Regions from separate parts of the Homo sapiens genome. Here all the other regions are linked to region 1. The links are chromatin loops, found by intact Hi-C in ENCODE. Cell type or tissue: mammary epithelial cell. All regions are shown on one strand.

What was found. A loop is a pair of places that touch in the nucleus more often than their neighbours do. Peaks named below come from ENCODE experiments on the same cell type or tissue, not always from the same donor. Only the 100,000 strongest peaks of a DNase experiment are listed, where the experiment ranks them.
Region 2: a loop joins it to region 1, with 10 times the contacts of the local background. A loop is called at or near these places in 48 of 110 quality-filtered maps.
Region 3: it touches region 1 in a loop (11-fold over the local background); 99 of 110 quality-filtered maps call a loop at or near these places.

What each region holds. Positions count from the first base shown.
Region 1 is chr12:54,356,628-54,364,627 of GRCh38, forward strand. It overlaps GPR84 (G protein-coupled receptor 84), which reads right to left and starts at 7,859. Exons shown (of 2, transcript NM_020370.3): 1 at 7,766-7,859; 2 at 5,818-7,232. The coding sequence starts at 7,224. The coding sequence ends at 6,034. All of the region lies in intron 1 of GPR84-AS1 (GPR84, ZNF385A, ITGA5 and GTSF1 antisense RNA 1), which reads left to right. RefSeq lists enhancers at 317-1,142, 1,143-1,967, 1,968-2,792, 7,788-7,877 and silencers at 2,350-2,589, 2,600-2,669, 2,820-2,999. In mammary epithelial cell, a CTCF peak has its summit at 4,404 (motif pointing left); DNase peaks (open chromatin) are centred at 2,674, 3,014 and 4,404; H3K4me3 peaks cover 1,343 bases; H3K27ac peaks cover 1,781 bases.
Region 2 is chr12:54,248,070-54,256,069 of GRCh38, forward strand. CBX5 (chromobox 5) reads right to left here. Exons shown (of 5, transcript NM_012117.3): 3 at 3,972-4,158. It also overlaps the pseudogene RN7SL390P. Among named protein-coding and RNA genes, the nearest start is that of SCAT2, 11 kb to the right of the region's middle. RefSeq lists a silencer at 937-1,136. In mammary epithelial cell, a CTCF peak has its summit at 3,812 (motif pointing right); no DNase peak of the experiment used is centred here.
Region 3 is chr12:54,211,116-54,219,115 of GRCh38, forward strand. No RefSeq gene overlaps it. Among named protein-coding and RNA genes, the nearest start is that of MIR3198-2, 16 kb to the right of the region's middle. RefSeq lists silencers at 4,885-5,070, 6,872-6,921. In mammary epithelial cell, CTCF peaks have their summits at 3,832 (motif pointing left) and 6,101 (motif pointing left); DNase peaks (open chromatin) are centred at 3,756 and 6,076; H3K4me3 peaks cover 1,057 bases; H3K27ac peaks cover 443 bases.

The DNA of each region.
Region 1 (8,000 bases):
CTTTACCCTATTGTCCTGGAAGACGGCTGCTAGAGTTACCTCCGAGTGAGAAGACAGTGGAAGGATGAGAAACTGAGGGATCTGGGAGTTACCAATCTACCAGTTTCTCACCACAATCCCACCAAGCATTCCCACCCGGGTCTGGTGAGGGAAAACTTGTGGTCTCTCTTAAACTCCTCTGCAAGCTGAAACCATTCTGTCAATTTCTGATGCAAAGCCCAAAATTGGAAATTTTAGTGGGAAGGGGTTGTGGATTGCAAGAGAATGGGAGAGGACAAAAGAATTGGGTGGAGGGGGGTGGTGTGGGCACACCAAGTAAGGAAGAAACAGGAAAGGGGAGAAGAGAGCATGTCTTTTTTCCTCAGTCCCCCTTCCCCCAGTTGAAGAGGCAGATTTACAGCCTTGGTTTGGAGAGGGGGTGAGCATAAGGAAGACAGATCTGCAGTTCTGCCCTCTGAGTGTCTGGGTACTTAGCTTTAACTCCCCCATTAGCATCAATCCCCATCTTGCTGCCCATCCGTCTTCTGACATCAGCTCCTTCCCCTCTCTGTAGCCCAAGCTTTCTGACCCTAAGTGGCTCTTAAAGGGCCAGTCTAGACCCTTCCCTCCCTCCTGCCACTCCAGGCAGCAGTCTAGTGTATGTACGCATGTGCATTGTGGCCAGCCTTGCTAAGGCCATAGCGGTTGGAGGGCATGGGGGATGGGGGCGATGTGTGACTCTTCCCCAGCTCTGTTTTCCTTAGGTCTCCCTTATATTATGGACCTCCATCTTTGTTCACTACCCACCCAAACCCAGAACAAGCCCTTTCACTGGGTTGGGGGGTCACAGACACATGGCTTCTAGAGCTGAGGGCTGCAGAAGGTATGTGGATCCATAGGCAGATCCACCACCCCTTCTCAATTTCCTGGAGGCCCAGAGCAAGGGATGTCAAGAAGTATTGGCTGTTTTTAATTCTCAGCAGCAGTGAGGGTGGGCAGGTTGGAGGCCAAGACTCCTAGGAGATGCCCTGAGCCCCACATTCCTAGCCTCCTTTCCCAGGGATCCAGGCTGTGGTCTGTGGAGGTGGGGGATTTCAAATCTTCCTTTCCTGTGAGGATGGTGACAGGCCAGAGAAATCTGCCTCTGAATTTTCTGGCTTATCTCCCCTATTCCTCAGCAACTGAGCTTAAGGGGACAGGGGGGAAATGGGCTTCTCCCCACCTTCTGCAAAAATGTTGTAACTGCACACTAGGGGCTATACGAATGCCAGGATGCTTGGAAAGTTCCTCCCCTATCTGCCTTCAATCCTTTCTGCTGCAAAGCTCTGCAGTCCTCTGAGGGGCTCTACAGGATAGTCAACCCCTCTTCCTGATACCTGAAACCCATTCCTCACCTCCGTCTGTGCTTCCTTCTCTGGCTCAGGAGGAGAGGGAATGTGTGGGTGGGGCCTTGGGAAAATGGCCATGTTAAAAATAGGAGCCCCCAGCTGCACCCCCCAGTGGACCCTTATTTATCACCTTCTAAATCTCACTCTCAAAGAAGCATAAATATTCCTAATTCCTGAAGGCCACCCTGGACTCATAAATTTAACTGGGGAGGTGGGCAAGGGGAGGAGTGAGGTGCATGGGATGGGGAGCTTACTGCAGCCTTGAGGAAGCAGAATATCTCCTGGGGGAGGCGCCTGACTCGTCTGTCCCCTTGCAGACGCCAATGGGTCTTCATAGGGGAGGAGGAGGAGCCTTTCTGTCAATATTTCCGTTGGGGAGTAGTCTTCTCTCACGGCACCTTTCCTCCCTCCCCTAAAAACAAACAAAAAACCAAAAACCTACCTTCCTCCTGGTCTTTCCCATTAGTTCTCTGTCGCTCTCCCTCTCTCTTTTCTTTGCTATTACCTTCCAGTTGTCCTTTCCTGCTTCTCCCTCTCTCTCACCTCCCTATTGCGCCTTTCTCTGTCTTTGCTTCTCTAATGCTTTTCCTTTTCAGAGCCATTGTGTGAAAAGGAAATTTCCGTCTCTTATTCAGTCTGGATAGTGAGATTTGAAAAGTCCCTCTCTCGATGCCCGATTTCCCTGCTTCAGCCCGTGTGGCCCCTCAAATGTGTCCTTTCTCTTCATCTCTCCTTCTTTCTTCTCGGATCTTGGACAAATTACCCAACCCCCCATTTAGCTCCTTAACCCTCTCTCTCTTCCCCTGCCTTCCTTCTCTCCTCAACCTTCCTTTCTTTCTGTCATCCTTTTGCCCTCTCAGTTTCCCCTTCGTTCCTCAGCTCGGAATCCTCTCTCCCTGTTCAGTCTCCTCTGCTCTCCCTGTCGGCCCCCATCCACACCCCTCAAACTCGACTCCTCGGCCCATGTGTACCCTCAGACCCCATCATCCCTTCAGTTCCCGTTACCACCACACCCCAGTTTCCCCTCCCAGTGGACGAAAGAGAAGGGAGGAGGGGGCCTGAGGAACAGGTAGAGGGAGCGCCATTCCTTGAGGGGAGGGAAAGAGGGGAAAAAAGCGGGGGAGAGGAGGAGGGACGCGGCGGGAAGGGGAGGGGAGGGGCATCCTCACTCCTCACTCCCTAGCAGCTGCACCCCCCTCCCCGCGGCTGCTGAGCCATAAATCAGGGCCAAGGTGGTTTGGCCAATGGTAGAGTGACTCGTAAATCGGCCTGTCAAGCTCAGCCAATGAGAGGCGGCGTTAAATCAAGTTCTGTCAGCGCTTGGCCAATGAAAGGCCCTGGGCTGACCATAAATCTGCCTGTAAGAGACAGCGAAAGAGAGAGAGCGTGCGAACGAGCAAGAACAGCCCGGGCGGGCGACTGGGGAGGGGGCGGGGGGAGCGCGGCAGCGGGGATTGGAGAGACGAGCTTAGGAGAAAAAAAAAGGCGATAACAGAGGTACAGGAGATGAAGACAGCCTACAGGAGAGACGGACAGATGGAAAGAGACAAAGAGAGGCAGTGAGAGATAGCGTCAGAAAGTCAGGGATAGAGCTCGGACTCGGGCGAGAGACTGACAGAGATAAAGAGACAAAGAGAGACAGACAGTGACTCACACTCGTGAGCATAAAGGGCCTCCAAACACACACACATCCCGAGACACGCATGAGCAACGCACCACGAGGGACCCAGTGCATGGCCTCACTCGCCAAGCACAACCGCAAGAGAGAGAAGGCCTCAAGAAAGCCTGGCTTTTCTTCAGTTTCATTCCCCTCATTCAGCCCTTATTGAAATTAGGGGCTGGGGTGGATGTGTGGGCCGTGGCGGGTGGCTGCTTTTTTGCTAAGATCTGTCCTCTATGGTCTTAGACCCCAGGATTTCCTTCTGTGTCTCCTGAGTTTTTTTTTTTTCCCCCCAGCGACTGATAATTGGGAAGTCCTTTCTGAGGTCTAACCTCAATCCCTATTGCTTCACCTTTCTACTTGACACCGTTGTGATTTGCCTTCTAAGGACATGTAAAGTGAATCCTTTTACAACTCTTCAGAGTTGTCAACTTTCAGAATCTTAGAAGGTCTGAATAGGAAGGACAGTTAGGGATCATCTGGACACTTGATCCTAGTTTTAGAAAGGCGGATTTGAGACTCTGCCCTCAAATCACGGTCTTACAACGTACTAGGCATTCGGCCTTGGACAAATTACTTAACCTATTTGTGCTTCAGTTTTCACATTTGTAAGAAAGAAATTATAATAGATACTTCATGGTAATTTTGTGAGGATTACATGAAATAATATATGTACAGGGAACTGCACTGGGCACGTGTTAAGAGTGTACCCCGCACCCCGCTTTGTACAGATGATAAAATCTGAGCCCCAGAGTGGTCCAGAGATCTGCTCAAGTTCCGAGAGCTAACTATGAGAGAGCCTTGACTGAAACCTTTGTCTCTACACCCATAAACTGTTGTTCTTCATTGGTCCAACAGTTTACCTGGACCCCTGCCTTAGTAGCCCCAGCTTGATTTGGTTTAGGCTCCTGTGACTTTCGTGGAAGGAGGACAACCAAAAGTGCATGTTCCATATTAGGAGTCAGGATTCCTGGACCCTAGAAGTGTGTTGCATGTGAGGGTATCAATCTGTCCACCCCAACTGTGGTTCTTTCTGCCCTTAATATCTTCAGATTTTACTTTGTTCTCTCAAACCATGGACTTGGGGGAGGGAGGGGACAACATGCAGCCAGAGCATTAAGGTCAGCATGACTCACATTCCATCCCCAGTGCCACCCCAGTGCCCACACCGCTACTTCCCCCAGCCCCACCTCAAGTAGACAGGAATATCTCATGAATAATAAATGTCTCATTCTTCACTTTTCTTCCTAAGCTTTGGGGGAAAGGGAGGGTGAAGATCCCTGGGTCTCTACTCCCTGGTCAGGGGTCTCTGGATTCCCAGTCCTGCCTTGTGTCCTCAACTGGGAAGCCAGAAAGGAAACGCAGAGAACCAGCGTCACCTGGTGGCCACAGGTGCTTTAAGGATGTGTGTAAGCACGCACATTGTGACAGGATTTGGTCATTCTGGAGGGAAGGAATGGTATGGTTTCCTAGCCTGGCCCCTGAGCCCTTTTAACTAGAGTCTTTGTTTTCCTGCTTTCTTTTTCTTTTCTTTTTTTTTTGTTTGAGACAGAGTCTCGCTCAGCCACCCAGGCCGGAGTGCAGTGGCGCGATCTCGGTTCACTGCAACCACTGTCTCCTGGGTTCAAGCGATTCTCCCGTCTCAGCCTCCCGAGTAGCTGGGATTACAGGCACCCGCCATCATGCCCGGTTAATTTTTGTATTTTATTTTATTTATTTATTATTATTATTTTGAGACAGAGTTTCACTCTTGTTGCCCAGGCTGGAGTGCAATGGCGTGATCTCGGCTCACTGTACCCTCCACCTCCCGGGTTCAAGCGATTCTCCTGCCTCAGCCTTCTGAGTAGCTGGGATCACAGGCATGCGCCACCATGCCGGGCTAATTTTTCTATTTTTAGTAGAGATGGGGTTTCTCTGTGTTGGTCAGGCTGGTCTCGAACTCCTGACCTCAGGTGATCCACCTGCCTCTGCCTCCCACAGTGCTGGGATTACAGGCATGAGCCACCGTGCCTGGCCCATAATTTTTGTATTTTAGTAGAGACGGGGTTTCACCACGTTGGCCAGGCTGGTCTTGAACTCCTGACCTTAGGTGATCTGCCCACCTCCGCCTCCCAAAGTGCTAGGATTACAAGTGTGAGACACCCCACCAGGCCTGTTCTCTTGCTTTCATAAGTCCAGATGACAAATGCAAGGCAACTGAGGGCCTGGGACTCAGGTGAATTAGCCCCATGGGCAGGACCCTGCCAGGGCAGCTGGAACCTTTTTCTGCCTTTGCCTTAACTAAGCTCAGTTCCATTTCTACAGACCAAGGAGTCCTCCTCCATGACCATTCCCTTCGCACAGAGTGAGGGCTGGGGGACTGGTCCCACTGGAGTAGATATCAAAGCTGGATTATAAAACTTTTTTGAGCTGAATAAACTTGTTTGTAGGGATGGCGGATCCTGGCAGCAGTGGTTAGGGGCAGAGGCCATTTCTGGGAAATTAAACAAAAAGGCAGGCTAATCCTCTTAAATCACCTCACATGTTTTATTACCTAGAAACCCCTCTTCTAAAGGCTATGTCCCAGGCCAGCTGCTTCCTGCTCCTGCTTTGACCTAGGTACCCCTGAATCCTTAGGTATTAGGTTCCAGCTCCTGGTGGCCACAGGTGCTTTAGGGATATGTGTGAGCATGCACATGGTGACAGGATTTCGTCATGCAGGAGGGATGGAATAGTATGGTCTCCTCCTAGCCTGGCCCCTGAGCCTAACCGTGACCTGTTTCCTTCTTCCCCAGAGACCACACCTGAGCATTAAAAGCACAGAATTCATTTATTAATAATTAATAATACTCCTTGGGCAGTCTAGGGCTGAAACATTGATCAAGTGATGGAGAGACTTGATTTGGGAGGCTGGGGAGAGATTGTTGTGAAAATGCCCACATGTGTTATTTCACCTATTCTCCTATTACCTGGCCACTTTGGTCCTGGAGGAGACAGTCCTGAATTCTGGTGACTAGGGTCACAGTTCTAATGGAGCCTATGGAAACTCCGGGGCCCTCTTTTTAAAATGGAGCCATATGCTTGGCGGAATTGGCGGTTCATGGCTGCATAGAGCACAGGGTTGATGCAACCATTGAGCCAGGTGAGGTTGGCAGCAAGCATGTGGACCACCCGGGGAGCCTGGACTCTGGCATCCAGAATGTTGAGCAGCAAGAAGGGGATGTAGCTCAGGGCAAAGCAGAGGAACACAGCAAAACACATTCGAGTCACCTTCCCAAATTCCGATGAAGAATCCGGAGCTCTTCTGGCTCCTTTAATTGGCTGGGCTTTGGCAGATGCTTCTGGAGGGCTTTTCTCTGCCATCTGCTTAGCTCTCTTGCTGTTGATCTGGTCTCCCACTTCTGATGAGTCCCCTTCCAGGGTCTGGGTGGTGGCAGCACTGACTGGCTCAGATGAAATCCCCTCACTGGGTCCTCCTGATGCTAACCTGCTGTCCAGCTCCTGGAAACGACCAGGCATGGCCTCATCAGTCCTGGCCACATGGTTGGAGTGGATGCTTGCCTGTCGCAACTTGTATTGGTCCAGTGCCTGTGCTGCTCGTTTGACCTGGCGGTGGATGAGGCAATAGAAGATGCCAACACTGCTGAGCCCAAGCACAAAGTAGATGCCCATGAGGATGGTGGTGTAAGGCCGGCCTCGGATGCGGTCAAAGCTGCAGGTGCAGACTACAGGTACCAGGATATAAATAGGCCAGAGGGGAGCAAAGCTGGCCACGCCCACAACCCAGGTGCTCACCAGTGCCAGCACTATCCCCTTGGCACTGAAAACTTGGGGAAAAAGCTTAGGGTGGGCAATGAGGAGGTAGCGTCCCAGTGCGATGAGGCAGAGGGTCAGGATGGAGACAGAATTGGAGGCAAAAAGGAGGAGCCCAAATACCCTGCAGAAGGTGGCACCGGTGCGCCAGTGCAGGTGGAGGTAGGTGTCCACAGAGAAGGGCTGAAGGAGCGTGCAGTAGAGGAGATCAGCCAGTGTGAGGTTGGCTATGAGCAGGTTGAATCGGGTACGGAGCTTGGGCTGGATGGCCAAGGCCAGTAGGGTGAGCACATTGCCCACGGTGCCTGTCACAGCCACCACCACCCCCCAGCTAACTGCAACATAACGATAGCCCAGCACAGACTCATGGTAGCAGGAGAAGTTGGCGTCAGAGCTGTTCCACATGATAGAGGCTAAAGAGGCAGAGGGTGGAAGAGGAAGAGGGAATCAGAACCTAGCATTCAACTTAGATCTCTTGAACAGTTCTGGGACCCTGGACATCTAAACTGTTCCTGGACCTCACCTTAATTCAGTATCCTCCTGAACCATTCCCAGGCCTCTTCATCTCAAGATCCCTAACTCTCTCCTTAGGTTCTCTTAGTCCTTTCCCATTCTCAAATATTTCCCCAAGTTTTTATCTAAATATCTCTTGCCTAAATATCTTAGTCTTATTCTGCTCCAAACCTCAGTCCTCTTCTATATCCATCCCGCTGCTCTCAGTAAACCCAGTGCCCTCCAACTTTTTTAATTCCTTCCCCATCCCCAAAGACCCCCAGGAGTCCCCTCTCTCTATTCAGCATCGTGTATTCAGGATCCTCTCTGTATTCAGTTCCCTCTGCTCCTTTCCACTACACACACATATAGGCTTTAGTCATTTCTGTTTGTTACCACCTGGGAGATGAGGAGACCAAGAAGGTAAAAGTATACCCACAACAAAAGTGCTTACCTGAGTTTCTCAGCCTTCAATTCTTTCTATAATGGAAGAAGTTCAACTCACCCAAAGAGCAGTCCTTTCTGGTGGACAGTTAGGCTTCAAGCAGGAGACATCCTGCTCTTATGTATCCTATTATAGTCCACTGAAAGAATAAGAAACTCCCCCATTACCCAATCCCAGCCACTTCCTTCACCACCTCCGGTCCTACTCATTTTGCTTCGGCTAGTGAAATCTAGGCTTCTCTGTT
Region 2 (8,000 bases), 110 kb before region 1:
AGCCTCAGGTGATCCACCCTGCCTCGGCCTCCCAAAGTGCTGAGATTACAGATGTGAGCCATCACACCCGGCTACGCCTGGCTAATTTTTTGTATTTTTAGTCGAGACAGGGTTTCACCATGTTGACCACACTGGTCTTGAACTCCTGGCCTCAAGTGATCCACACGCCTCAGCCTCCCAAAGTGCTGGGATTACAGGCGTGAGCCACCGCACCCGGCCCAAACTAGGTAATTTGAAAAAACTTTATTATGGAAGATAATGCTAGCCTCTCTAGTGGCAACACACACACAAAAAAAAGATTTAGAGATGCCCAAATGAACTAAATCTCTACTGCCCGATTTTCATAATAAAATCTCTTTGATCTTATGTTCACCTGCTTTCCTCTGAGACATACAAAGCATTTGGGGTCCGGGTGGTCCCCAAAGATACCAAAATTCACAATTGGAAGGACATTCCACGCGTGGATCAATGAGAGATACTGACTTTTAAAAACATAGCCTCTTTTGGGGGTGCTTAAGGGGAAGAAGTTCCCAGATGTGCACACAGCTGCTCACAGCTGGAATGCTGGTGCATGGACTAAGTTGTAAATCATAACTGGCAACTGAAAACAGTTTGCTACATAGGGAGGGAAGAGGAGGCGAATGGAAGAAAAACGTTCAAGCTGCTGAAAAGGAGCCAGGGCGAAGAAAATGCTAAAATCATCATACAGGCAGTAATCTTAAATCAGGCATAATGCAAACTAACAAATTTCTTCTCCAGTGGTCTTAAGAAATAAACACAATCCCCTCCTATACCTTTAAAACATACAATCACCTATCTTTCCAGCTGTCTACCTGACAGCAGCCAGTACTGCTAAGAATGCTATCAGGGGTCCCAGATGAACATTATGATGTAAGGGACATGTGGGGGTTGTTTTCAAGGTCGGCAGCTTCAGAACCTGGCCTAGGAACAAAACTCTGTGCACTGGCCAGTGGCTCCAAGCCAGATTATTCAGACTGCTCCTTTTTAAAAATGACAGAGGCCAGGTGTGGTGGCTCATGCCTGTAATCACAGCACTTTGAGAGGCCAAGATGGGCGGATAACGAGGTCAGGAGATTGAGACCATTCTGGCTAACACGGTGAAACCCCATCTCTACTAAAAATACAAAAAATTAGCCAGGCATGGTGGCATGTGCCTGTAGTCCCAGCTACTAGGGAGGGTGAAGCAGGAGAATCGCTTGAACCCAGGAGGCAGAGGTTGCAGTGAGATTGTGCCACTGCACTCCAGCCTGGGCAACAGAGTGAGACTATGTCTCAAAAAAAAAAGAAAAAAAAAAAATTCTAATTTTACTGGTCTGGGGTGCATCTTAGGCACTGGAGATTTTTTTTTTTTTTTAACGTACCCCCCAGGTGATTATAATGTGTAGCATTGAGAACTAATGCTCTAGAAAGGTATAAATCTAATTAGAATGAAGATACATAGGGATGATTGTGGCAGCTACTCTGGAAGGCTGGAAGATTCCGAAGTAGACTTACGCTTTTATGAAATGTAAAGTGTATGATACATCCTTCACCACAAAAGGCTTCATAACCTTGAAATAAATAAAAGGAATGGAAGCTGGGGGCGGGAGGAGGTGGTAGAGTGTGTGTATTTATGCGCCCACACACAGATGAAAAGAGAGAGAGGCAATAACAGTGCTTATGCTACTTACTTGAGAGCTAAAGATCAGAAGGATTAAAGCAACTAAATCAAACCAAAATTTCATAAATACACTTCCCAAACTGAAGAAGATTCAAAAGACAAAAATTAATTTTGTACGCCAAGTATGTAGAAATAATAGATCAAGAGAATATAAATGCCACTGAACTGTACATTTTAAAATTGTTAATTGAGCCAGGCATGGTGGCTCACACCTGTAATCCCAACACTTTGGGAGGCCAAGGCAGGTGGATCACCTGAGTTAGGGAGTTCAAGACCACCCTGACCAACATGGAGAAACACCCTCTCTACTAAAAATACAAAATTAGCTGGGCATGGTGGTGCATGTCTGTAATCCCAACTACTCTGGAAGGCTGAGGCAGAAGAATCACTTGAACCCAGGAGATGGAGGGTGCAGTGAGCCAAGATCATGCCATTGAACTCCAGCCTGGGCAACAAGAGTGAAACTCCGTCTCAAAAAAATAAATAAAAAATAAAAATAAAAATACAAAAATTATCTGGCTATGGTGGCACATGCCTGTAATCCCAACTACTCAGAAGGCTGAAACAGGAGAATCACTTGAACCCAGGAGGTGAGGGTGCAGTAAGCCGAGATCACGCCCATGCACTCCAGCCTGAGTGACAGAACAAGACTCTGTCTCAAAATAAATAAATAAATAAAATATTTAATTGTATATTATATGATTTTCACTGCAAAAAAAAGATTATCAAGGATTGAAAACAAATGCTATCACTGGAACAAAAGAAAGGGCCGGGGCCGGGCGCGGTGGCTCACGCCTGTAATCCCAGCACTTTGGGAGGCCGAGGCGGGTGGATCATGAGGTCAGGAGATCGAGACCATCCTGGCTAACAAGGTGAAACCCCGTCTCTACTAAAAATACAAAAAATTAGCCGGGCGCGGTGGCGGGCGCCTGTAGTCCCAGCTACTCGGGAGGCTGAGGCAGGAGAATGGCGTGAACCCGGGAGGCAGAGCTTGCAGTGAGCCGAGATTGCGCCACTGCAGTCCGCAGTCCGGCCTGTGCGACAGAGCGAGACTCCGTCTCAAAAAAAAAAAAAAAAAAAAAAAAAAAAAAAAAGAAAGGGCCGGGCGCGGTGGCTCACGCCTGTAATCCCAACACTTTGGGAGGCCAAGGTGGATGGATCACAAGGTAAGGGGTTTGAGACCAGCCCGGCCAACATGGTGAAACCCCGTCTCTACTAAAGATACAAAAAATTAGCTGGGCATGGTGGCGTGTGCCTGTAATCCCAGCTACTTGGGAGGCTGAGGCAGGAGAACTGCTTGAACACAGGAGGTGGAAGTTCCAGTGAGCCAAGATCGCACTATTGCACTCAAGCCTGGGTGACAGAGCGATATTCTGTCTCCAAAAAAAAAGAAAAAAGGAAGTGAAATGGTAAACATTTCAAAGCCCCGGCTGGGCATGGTGGCTCACGTCTATAATCTCAACACTTTGGGAGGCCAAGGCAGGCGGATCACGAGGTCAGGAGTTCAAGACCAGCCTGACCAACATGGCGAAACCCCGTCTCTATTAAAAATACAAAAATTATCAAGACCATCCTGGCTAACATGGTAAAACCCCGTCTCTACTAAAAATACAAAAAAATTAGCTGGGCGTGGTGGCAGGCGCCTGTAGTCCCAGCTACTCGGGAGGCTGAGGGAGGAGAATGGCGTGAACCCGGGAGGCAGAGCTTGCAGTGAGCCAAGATAGTGCCACTGCACTCCAGCCTGGGTGACAGCAAGACTCTGTCTCAAAAAAAAAAAAAAAAAAAAAAAAATCAGCCAGGTGTGGTGGCATGTGCCTATAATCCCAGCTACTACTGAGGCATGAGAATCGCTTAAAGCCGGGAGTTGGAGATTGCAGTGAGCTGAGATCCAGCCACTGCACTCCAGCCTGGGCAACAGAGCAAGACTCTGTCTCAAAACAAAACAAAACATTTCAAAGCCCCTTTCTATTCTTAAAAAATTCACCAATGATCCTCCTTCTCTAAGATAACTAAGTCTTCTACTTATGGAGAAGGCAGAGGAGTGGTTTAACATTTTACAAAGATTTAATTTTGCCCCCTTAATACAATCCAGTGGCCACAAATTACATTTCTCACTTAGCCAGGAGAGGGAGCTGTAATCAACATACCTCCCTGGAAGCTCTTTTGTTCAACAATTTACCTTATAGGTCCATCCTTACAATAGAAATAACCAAAATATGATACTTTTATTTATTATTATTATTTTGGTGGCAAAAGAATAGTTTTTGGGGAAAAGGGAAAGGAAGCTTACCTCTCTCTTTTTTTTAGATTTGATGTCATCGGCACTGTTTGAGAAATTGGATTTCCTCTTGTTACTTTCTGACTTCTCCCTGGGTTTATTATTTTCACCCTCCTTCATCTTCTTATACTTTTTCATAAATTCAGAAATTAGCTCAGGGCAATCCAAGTTTTTCTCAGGTTCCCAAGTATTGTGCTCCCTGGGTAAGAAAAATGGGAAAATTAAAAAAAAAAGGGGGGGGTAAAGAATGAGGAAAAAAATCCAATGCCTTATTTCAAAGAGGACATTCGGACAAAAAGGACAGAGAAACCCTATGCTTTAAAGAAGATAACAAATTTGATCCTAGATTTCTACCCAGGAAAAATGAAAAAAAAAAAAAAGCCCACACAAAGACTTATTTACAATTGTTTACAGCAGCATTTTAATAGCCAAAAACAGAAAACAAATTCAAATGTTCATCAATGGATGGTGACATGGAAAAACAAAATGTGGTATATCCATACAAAGGAATATTATCCAACAACAATAAGCAAAATATTAAAACATGCTACAACTTGGAAGAACCCCAAAAACATTATACTAAGTGAAAGAAATAAGACACAAGATACTACATACTAATTCCATTTACATGAAATGTCTGGGAAAGACAAATTTATAGAGACAGAAAGCAGATCAGCCGGGCACGGTGGCTCACACCTGTAATCCCAGCACTCTGGGAGGCCGAGGCAGGCAGATCACTTGAGGTCAGGAGTTTGAGACCAGCCTGGCCAACACAGTGAAACCGTGTCTCTACTAAAATTACAAAAATTAGCTTGGTGTGGTGGTACACATCTGTAGTCCCAGCTACTCGGGAGGCTGAGGCAGGAGAATTGCTTGAGCCCGGGAAGGGGAGGTTGCAGTGAGCTGAGATTGTGCCACTCCTGCCTGGGCGAAAAAGCCAGACTCTGTCTCAAAAAAAAAAAAAAAAAAAAAAGCAGATCAGTGAATGCCTGGGGCTGAGGGAGGGAGTTGTAATTAACTACAAATGGGAATCAAGAGAATTTTGGGGGACACAAAAATGTTCTGAAACTGGATCATAGTGGTGGTTGCATAGCTCTATAAATTTATTCCAAATCATTTAATTGGAGCCAGGCACAGTGGCTAACGCCTGTAATCCCAGCACTTTGAGAGGCACTCAGGAGTTCGAGACCAGCCTGGTCAATATTGCAAAACCCTGTCTCCACTAAAAATACAAAAATTAGCTGGGCTTGGTGGTGCACACCTGCAGTCCCAGCTACGCAGGAGGCTAGGGCATGAGAACTGCTTGAATCTGGGAGGCTGCGGTTGTAGTGAGCCAAGACTGCACCACTGCATTCCAGTCTGGGCAACAGACTGAGACTCTATCTCAAAAAAAAACAATAATAATAATTTAATTGGGCTGGGCGCAGTGACTCACGCCTGTAATCTCAGCACTTTGGGAGGCTAAGGTGAGCAGATCACTTGAGCCCAACAGTTCAAAGACCAGCCTAAGCAACATAGCAAGACTCCTGTCTCCACAGAAGATTTAAAAATTACTCAGGCATGGTGGCTTGCACCTGTAGTCCTAGCTACTTGGGAGGCTGAAATGAGAGGATCCCTTGAGCCCAGAAGGTTGAGGCTGCAGTGAACCGTGATTGCACCACTGCACTCCCACCTGGGTAACAGAGTGAGATACCATCTCAAAAAAAAAAAAAAAAAAAAAAATCACTGAATTGTACAATTTTTTTTTTTTTTGAGATGGAGTCTCACTCTGTCTTGCAGGCTGGAGTGCAGTGGTGTGATATCGGCTCGCTGCAACCTGTCTCCTGGGTTCAAGCCATTCTTCGGCCTCAGCCTCCCCGGTAACTAGGATTACAGGCATGCGCCACCAATTTTTGTATTTTTAGTAGAGACGGGGTTTCACCATGTTGGCCAGGCTGGTCTCGAACTCCTGACCTCAAGTGATCCGCCTGCTTCGGCCACTCAAAGTGCTGGAATTATGGATGTGAGCCACCGCATCTAGCCTGAATTGTACAATTTCAATGGGTGAATGTTATGGTGTTTAAATAATACCTCGATAAAGCTATTTAAAAACCCAAAATTCAGCCAGGCACGGTGGCTCATGCGTGTAATCCCAGTACTTTGGGAGGCTGAAGCAGTCGGGCATGGTGGCACCTGCCTGTAATCCTAGCTACTCAGGAGGCTGAGGAGGGAGGATCACTTGAACCCGGGAGGCAGGAGGTTGTGGTGAGCTGAGTTCGAGCTATTGCACTCCAGCCTGGGCAACAAGAGTGAAACTCCATCTCAAAAAAAAAAAAAAAAAAAAAAGGTTTATTTAGATGGGAATGATTTGAACACATGCCATAATAACCTGACTCAAGTAGAAAGCAGAAAGACGGAAAAATCTGAGCTATTTACTCTTGACCTAAACAACTTTCTACAAAAGGAACATAATATTGAGACAAAATTTATTTCTAAATCATTTGAGCTAATATGGGAAAGTTTCTCCTTTATATCCCTTCTCTCAGCAGAAAAAAAATTCCTCGGCCGGGCACGGTGGCTCAAGTCTCTAATCCCAGCACTTTGGGAAGCAGAAGCAGGTGGATCACCTGAGGTCAGGAGGTCGAGACCATCCTGGCCAACACAGTGAAACCCCATCTCTAATAAAAATACAAAATTTAGAAGGGCGTGGTGGCGGGCGCCTGTAATCCCATCTACTCAGGAGGCTGAGGCAGGAGAATCGTTTGAACCCGGGAGAAGGAGGTTGCAGTGAGCCAAGATCACGCCATTGCACACCAGCCTGGGCAATAAGAGCAAAACTCTTGTCTCAAAAAAAGAAAAGAAGTCAAGAAAAAAAATTCCTCACACAGTAACTTTCCCCAAAACCCACAGACCATATAGTTTACCATCCCAGAGGAAATTAACATACCAATATCAAAAGGTGTACCAAGACTATTACACAAGCCGAATACACTTGGGGGTTGGGAAGAATCTGTTGATAGCTAGAAAAGCCAGTCCTATAATGCGATTATCCCTTTTCCTAACACTTTGGTACTGCTGCTTCTACTTCAGTTTCCACCCAAAAGACAACATAGTATGATTTAAAAAGAGCCTGGGTTGGCCAGGAATAGTGATTCACACCTATAATCCCAGCACTTCAAGAGGCCAAGGCAGGCAGATCGCTTGAACCCAAGAGAGCGAGACCAGCCTGGGTAACACAGTGAGACCCTGTCTCTATTTTGAAGATAAAAAAGCAGGGCGTGGTGGCTCACGCCTGTAATCCCAACACTTTGGGAGGCTGAGGTGGGCGAATCACAAGGTCAGGAGTTCGAGACCAGCCTGGCCAACATGGTGAAATGCTGTCTCTACTAAAAATACAAAAAGTTAGCTGGGCGTGGTGGCAGGCACCTGTAATCCCAGCTACTCGGGAGGCTGAGGCAGGAGAATCGCTTGAACCCGGGAGGCGGAGGTTGCAGTGAGCTGAGATCGCGCCACTGAGCTCCAGCGTGGGCGATAGTGAGAGACTCTGTCTCAAAAAAAAAAAAAAAAAAAGATAAAAATATGTAAAAATTTAAATTAAAAAAAGAATTAAAGTTTTGAAAGAGGCAAGGGTCTTGCTATGTTAACCAGACAGGAGTGCAGTGGCTATTCACAGGTACGATCCTACTAATGCTCAAAATGGGAGTTCTGACCTGCTCTGGTTCACTCCTACTTAGGCAACCTGGTGGTCCCTCACTCCTGGGAGGTCACTATATTGATGCCAAACTTAATGCAGACACCTGATCGGTTTAGTGCACTACAGCCCAAAACTCCTGGACTCAAGCAATCCTCCCACTTCAACCTCCCTAGTAGCTGGGACCACGGGTACATACCACCATGCCTGGACTCTAAATGCTTTTGTGAGAATCGAAGAGAGCACAAGAGGTAGAATTTGATCACTGTCTAGCACAAAGTAGGCATTTAGTTATAGACAATGCTGATTTGTTCCAGTCTTTTATGAAATCCAGGGCATTTCTGAAAAAGGACCAATGTTTACTTTGTCTA
Region 3 (8,000 bases), 150 kb before region 1:
ACTGGAGATACAAAAATAAAACTGACCTCAAGCAGGTCATAAACAAAGCGGGACCCACTGTAAATAAGGGTGAAATTTACCATAAACAGAAAGTAAAAGGGGCTATGAGCAGAGGGCCTTAGGGGGGTGAAAAGCATGATCAGTGCCCCCTCCCCAAGTGAGCAGTGGAAGGAAGGGGATCTGGGAGCACCTGGCCCAGGGAAAAGGAGGTCTGGAGAAAGGGGCACCTTGAGAGGCAGGAGTTTACTGTTATCCAAAGGGATACCACACAGGGATATGAGTTGATGGGATCTCCAAACAGTAGGAGGCATGGAGGTGGGACTTGCAGAATGATTTCCTGGTGTCAAGGATGAGTGTAACCTGCCATCACTTCACCATCTCTTTTTATCCTCACTCCCCTCCTTCCAACCCTACAGGGCAGTGGACAGAGTCTTTGGAAATAGCTCGAGGAGAAAGATTCTGAAGCTGGAGCCCACTCCAAATCTCAGGAAAGAGAAGGTCCTGAGTAGGATGGGGAGTGTGGAAAAGAAGGCCCGGAAGGGAATACCACCCATCCCAGCAAGACAAAAACATAAAGTCAATTCAAAGGTAAAGAGCTCATTCTACTTTTCCTCCTTCCCTCTTCCACTTATTTCCTGTCTCACCTTGCACTTCCTCCTGTCTCTGTTTTCAGCCTCCTCTATTTTTCCTTGCTTCTGGTGGCATCTATACCTCCCAAAACATGAGGTTCAAAGGCAAAATTTTTAGTGAATCCCAGCATTGCTCTCTTATATCAAATGACCAGTCAAATTGAGGCCGTGGAGACGTCTGGCACATTTAGGAATTGCTTCTGTCTCAGTCTCACCCTGGTACACACACATGCACACTCACACACATTGACACACACACTCACACACATTCAGGCACTCACACACTCGCACACTCACACACATTCATACACTCACATACACTCACACCACACACGCACACACATTCACACACTCACACATATTCACACACACCATACACTCACACACTCACACTCACACACACACCACACGCTCACACACACATACACACACGCACACATACACACACTCGCACACACACTCACAAGAGCACGTTCTCTTCACTTTCATCTCCATGTACATGTCTCTGCCTCCATGTTCTCCATCCTTCTGAACTCTGGAAGTCAAGAGGGGAAGGATGAAATTGATGTCTGCCTTTGCAAAAGGATCCAGGTAGATCCCATTCTGTTCCTAATCTCTAAGCATGGGTGTGAGGGTGAGGGGAGAGATGGAGCCCATAAATCCTCTGAAATCTTCCTAGGACCAAGAGAAGGTCCATATATTGCCAGACCTTAAAACCATAAGTTGCTCCACCACTGTCGTCCCCCACCCCCAACCACATAATTACTATTCATAGTGCACAACTGGGTGATTAATGACCTGATTAATAATTACTCAGGCTAATAAAATAATTAATTAATTTGGCAAGCCATTATTTATCTGTTCATCCTCAGCCTGAAACTCTACAACTAGGAGTTTAGGAATCTCCCCTCCAGGCTGTTTCAGAAATATGATCATTAGTGTGGGCTGGGAAGGATGGGGGATGAAATTCTCCATCCTGAGACCCTCCCAAGGTAGGAAAGGGCCCGAGGGCTTTCTGAGAATGCAGACCGGAAAGAATGAAACAAAAATGACCAGGTAACCTCAAGCCCAGGAAAAGAGCTGACCAGGGAGGCCAGGGACATTGGGATAGGGGAGCATAACAGGGAGCTTGAGGGGGTGCATCTGAGCACCCAGGTTTGGGGAATTCTTAGATGTATTCTCTCCAGCAAATGATTGATGACACCATTTTCAACAAATGATCTTTATCTCGCCTCTTGTCTCCCAAATTTATGATTTTGCCCCCAAGCCCCAGGCTAGACAAGCAAGGACTAGGTAAATTCTGGGGTGGGGAGGCTGACTTGGAGTAGGGCCCAAGAATCAGTGGGGAATCTTTGGGACTCTGCAGAGGGGAGAAGTCTCCCCTACCATCAGTTTCTGAGCTCTTAAGAAATAAACCTCTGAATCAGACTTCAATTTAGGTCCCCAGAACCCAGAGGCTCTGGAGTACCTGCCCCCTAGCAGGGAAGGGAGCAAATAGCAAGGAGAAAGAAAGGATGACTGATCTCCTAGGAAGTGAGGAGGGAAGCAGAGGCTCACCCCAGGAGTGAGGGAATGAGAAAACTGGCTTGTCTAGTCAGTTTGTGAACAGGCAGAGGCATCTCTGCCATGTTCTAGGCCCGGGGCAGACATGAGACACGACTTCTCCCAATCTGGGGCTGAGGCACCAGTGGGTCCTTGGCCAAGCAGCTCTAGATTGGATTCCCAGTATGTACTAGGATGGATAAGAATCAGACTCGGACCTAGTGATGCTCAAGTTCTAGTGGAGCTGGGGGGAACCGATTTGTGAATAGATAATGCCCCAGGATAAATGCCATAAAAAGGAGGCGAGTACAAAGTCCATGGGGGCACAGAAACATGCTTCCTGGGGGTGTTAGAGAAAAGAATGCCCAGCAAGGGGATATTTGAACTAGGCCTTGAGGAATGAGTAGAAATTTACCAAATAGAGATCAAAATCCAGGATGTGATTAGCTGGGCACAGTGGAGCACGTATGTAGTCCCAGCTGCTAGGAAGGCTGAGGCAGGAGGATGGCTTGAGACCCAGAGGCTGAGGCTGCAAGTGAGCTGAGATCGCACCACTGCACTCCAGCCTGAGTGACAGATCAAGACCCTGTCAAAAAAAGAAACAAAGAAAGAGCAGGATGTGTTTGGAGAATTTCGAGTAGGCAAAGAAGTGATCTGATGAGATCAGAGGCTTAGATTTGGCCAAACATAAAAGATGGAGATGGGCTAAGAAGGAGTCTGGACCTTTTCTCCTAGGCAATGGGGATCTACTGGAGATTAAAGTAAAAGAGTGACCTACACTGATTTGTGTTTTTTGTTATTGCTTTCGTTTTGTTTTGTTTCAGACAGAGTCTGGCTCTGTCACCCAGGCTGGAGTGCAATGGTGCCATCTCGGCTCACTGCAACCTCTGCCTCTCGGGTTCAAGCGATTCTCCTGCCTCAGCCTCCCGAGTAGCTGGGATTACAGGGGCACGCCACCACACCAGGCTAATTTTTGTATTTTTAATAGAGACGGGGTTTTGCCATGTTGACAGGCTGGTCTCGTACTCCTGACCTCAAGTGATCCACCCACTTCGGCCTCCCAGAGTGCTGGGATTACAGGCGTGAACCACCGCGCCCGGCCAATTTGTGTTTTAGAAAGATAATTTTGGTAAGTGGAGAGGAGAGACAGTAGGCAGGGGGTCCAATGAGAAGGCTGGAACATGCCCAAGCTAAGACATCCTGAAGGACTGACAGGCTGGGACCAGGCAGTGGCCAGGCAGCTGGGAGCAGGCAGGTTGAATTTTAAACCTCCATAATCTGGATATAAAGATACCCTAAGCGTGACGCTGCTGGGGATTCTTCTCATCACCCTCCCCGGTCGAGCGTGAGTGTGGAGCTGGGCAGGCAACCTGGTACTTGGATTCACCTTTTGAAGGATGGAGAGGAGCTCCCTTCTCCACAAGGAGTTGAAGGGTGGAGGAGTTAGAGCCAGGCCTGGCTGGGAGTTCTGGCGTCCAGGATGCAGGAGGCTTCAGCAGAAGAGGCGTGGCCAACAGCCCCTGAATTAGCAGAACCCCGCCCATTTTGTGGGCACTGAAGACAGGCAGCGCGATAGTGTCCTTGTTGGCCAGCAGAGGGCGCAATAGGAGGCGGGCCGCACCCGAAGATGGCTATAGCGCTGTGCCCGAGCCAGCCTGGGCGCCCTCTGCCGGGCAGCCCCGACTCGGGGCTCCCACAGCGGGGTCTTCGGTCCCGTGTTTCTGCGCCAGGGTCCAGGCCCACTGGCCTGTACCCAGAATCCTCCAGGGAACTGGGATCCCGCCCTGGAGAATCGGATCCTGGGTCTAGGATAGCCAGTTCTGGGGACCACCCCTCGCATTCTTGGGTTCCCTCTCTGGCATCTGACAGCTAGCTCTCCCTAGCTGGCCCCCCCGCCTACCATCTCCAGCTTTTGCTTGATTGCCTCCAAAGACGCGGACCTAGCCCCTCCAAGAGATTCAACCTGTGTGAATGTGGGTGTACCCACCCCTGTGCACACGGGTGTCTGCATGGCTTGGACTCCCACAGCCTGCATTTGCATAAAACAAAATGCTTTCCCTTTGGTTATTTCAGGCACATAGTCCTTTAAATAGCGTAAGAAGGCCAGGCACGGTGGCTCACGCCTGTAATCCCACCATTTTGGGAGCCCGGTGCGGGTAGATTACCTGAGGTCAGGAGTTTGAGACCAGCCTGGCCAACATGGTGAAACCCCTGTCTCTACTAAAAATAAAAAAATTGGCTGCGCGTGGTGGCACGCACCTGTAATCCCAGTTACTTGGGAGGCTGAGGCAGGAGGATCGCTTGAACCTGGGAGGCAGAGGTTGCAGTGAGCCGAGACCGTGCCATTGCACTCCAGCCTGGACGACAAGAGCAAAACTCTGTCTCAAAAAAAAAAAAAAAAAAAAAAAGCCTAAGAAGTGAGCAAGACAGAAGTACCCATTTCACGGATCAGGACATGGGGCTTCAAACCGAGGTCACACAGCTAGGACAGTGCATGATTTAAAGCCAGGCCTCCACCCAAAACTTTATTTGGTGTCCCTACTATGTGCTAATCAAGGTGTGGTTCCTGCTCACCCAGGTCACCCAGAGAAACAAAGTAGAAGAGCCATAGGATTTCTGACCAGGCTGGCGAGAACAGGGCAAGCTTCCCAGAGGAGCCTTTTCTAGGGTTGCAGGGAGGACATTTCAGGAGCGGCCCTGAATGCGCCAAAGCTAGGGGATGGGACTGGCGAGTTGCCACGGGAGCCCACGTGAGGGTCTTCGAGGAGGTCTGCGCCACCCGGGTGCAACCCGAGGCTACGGTTCATCCAAACACACCTCGCCCCATCCGGCTGGGGAAGGACTTCCTGCAAGCCCTGAGTGGGGGTGTGTGGCGGGACCACCCAGGTGTCCATCCAGGTGGGCAGTGAGCGTGAGAGCACCTGGTCAGGAACCTCCCACCTCTCGGGCCCTGCAGCCGCTTCCGTGGGGGAAGGGCAGCCGACTTCACCTAAGCTTCCACCTACTGCATCTAACCCTTAACTGTATCTCCCGCCCCCACCACCCCTGACGGGTTCCCATTATAAGAGGGTTTCAGATAACTCACCTCCCACCCCGGGAACGACGTCATCACCCCTTCACCCTCTGCCACCACGTCTGACTCCAACGGGGAAGTCCTTCCTGGTGTCTGACCACCCTTCCTCCTGCTGCAGCTTCAGCTAAACCTAACAACTTCTGACCTCACAGGAGAAAGGGGCTGCCTTAACTTTCCTTCTCTGAGCTAAACAATCCAAATCTCCAGCCCCTTTTCCACGCTCACATCCCATTTTCCCGTTCTAACAAAGCTTTCCTTTAGGGGCCTGGATCTTCCGTTTTTCCCGCCTTCCGACGTCAGATCAATCCATGACAGCTTTCTGATTGGCTAACCCCTCCCTTCTAATTGCCCCTGTCACTTCAGAACCTCCCCTGCTGTATCAATATGTAAGTCCCACAGATGGCCTCAGTTTCCCTGGTAGGGAGTTGAGCCGCCTCTTGGCACCCTCTTGCTTTGGGAGGAGGGGTGTCCTGCTCAACTCACCCGAGTCATCTCTTCCCTGCCCAAGCTTCTGAACAGGACACTGCCACATTGTCATTCATCTGAAAAGCATTTATTGAGCGCCTACTATATGTCTGGCCCGAATTCTTGTCTCAGCTCACAGCCCTCCGGTTGCTCCATAGGCTTAGGGGAAGGAGCAGGAGATCTTGAAATGCCAATCTCCAGTCTGGAGCGTGGGGTAAGAGAACTGAAGTCGTCTGCGACTGAGTGAAGCCACCGAGGAGGGGCGGGGAGGTGGGACGCCTGCAGGTCTCGGCGCTCGGAAACCGCGGAGAGGAAGCATCGCTAGGCGCCCCACCCTCACAGCGCTCAAACCTGACGCCGGATTTCCCATTCTTAGCGCAAGGAAGACCCCTTGTGGCCATTGTGGGAAGAGTCAGCAAGGGAAAAAAAAAAAAGCGGGAAAAAAAACAAGCCAGAGCCGGGAGATGACAGCCTCAGCCCAGACTCCCTTCCAGTTCTTGCCTAGCGTGGGGACTTATTCTTTGGTCGTTGGGTGGGGGAGAGGGGGCGGGAGTTGATGCCCAGGCCCCACTCCCACACCCTCAGAACCCAACATTTGGGACTTTGGGAATAATCTTCTCACTAAACCACCCGGAAAAATAAAACAGAAACAATAGCAAATGTGACTATGGTTAGACTTCTGTAGGGACTTCTCAAGAAGCGGATGGGAGGCAGAAGGACGGGTCACAATAAAGGGATGAAAGAAATCAGGTCTTCCGGACGACCCCCTCCCTGGCTATGGGGAGGGGTAATTCTGGGAGACCCGGGCGGGTGTGGGATCATCTACCCACCCTGCGGCTCCTTCCCGCTCGCAGTGAAGGAAGGACGCTCAGACCAACAGGGGCTCAGGTATTCTGGGTGTCAGGACCCTTCCTCCTGCACGCATCTTACGCAGGGTGGGGCTGAGGGCGTGAGGGCACAAGTCATTGAGGACATGGAGGGAACCCACGCTCGTCCCGATAGATTGTCACGGTCCTGAGGCGGGACGGTCAGGACAGGGAAGATGTATTTCTTCCCCCTGCATCCCCTCCCGCACCGCGTCTGAACTCCTCTGGGAGCGCAAGAACAGTAACAATGCTGCGCCCCTTCCCCCACCCTTTGACTCCGCTCGCAACCTAGCCCGGGCCGGGCAGCGCGAATTTGCATACATTTGCATACCCAGCTGCGCACAGCTGCATTCGGCTTTGGGCCATAAATTCGTGGCTGGCGGCTCTGGGCGAGCAGGCCCCACGCGGGGCAGGCGTTCTCCCTGCGCGCCTCCGCCGCGGCTGTTCACGTCCCGGGTACTGGCGCGTTCTCACGCCTCCCTGAGTAACCGCTGGATCAGTCCTGCCCGGACCCGGCTCCCCTGGCTCGAGCCACCTTCTGGGCATGTCTGTCTCGCACTGGCGCAGGCCAAGCCTGCAATCTCAGATTCTGGTTCCTCCATTTCTCTTGGACTCGACTTGGTCAATGTCTCCTGAATGCGCTCATCTTTACCTGACGCCTTGGACCAGGGGCTTCTGGTGGGATTTTCCTGCTAGGACTGGTGCATAGCCTCTTAGGTGGTAGTCCTGCCTCTGGGGTTACCTTGCTAAAAAATTGGTCTAATGGAGGTCAACAGCTAAAAACTCTGGACTCCCAGGCTTGCAGAATAAAGCTTATATTGTTCACCCTTGCCAAAGAAAGCCCCTGACGTTCTGTCAGCATCCCCCTTCTCTAGCCTTATCTTCTGCATCATGGCCAGACTCAGGCACACAACAGCCAGCGCTTCGGTTACACAAAACTGCTCTGAGGGTCCCTAAGCTCCTCATGAGCTCTCTCACTCTGCCTGGACTTACCTGCACCTTGCTTCCACCTGGACTGCTCTTCTGCCCTCTTGTCTGTTTGACAGACACATTCTTTGAAAATCATTGCACAGACGTTCTTTCCTTTGGAAAGACCTCTGAGATTCCTCTCACCCCTGGCAATTGATAATGACATCTATTAGCACTTACTGCAAAAACATTTGGTCAGTTGCACTTACCAAATTGTGAGCTCTCACTTAAGACAGAGAATATGTCTGTTCTTTGCTGTATCCCACTTCTGGGCACAAAGTCTGAAGACCAGGAGATACTCAAATACTGAATAAATGAGTGAGGCCTTGACTATTTCAGGCACACATAGATACCCAGGGCTCTGGTGGTCCCAAGCAGCCTTTACATGACATCCCATGGAAGAGCCCCTCCTCTTGGTACTTTTTGGGTCCTTACGCATCTTGGCCCAAGATTGTG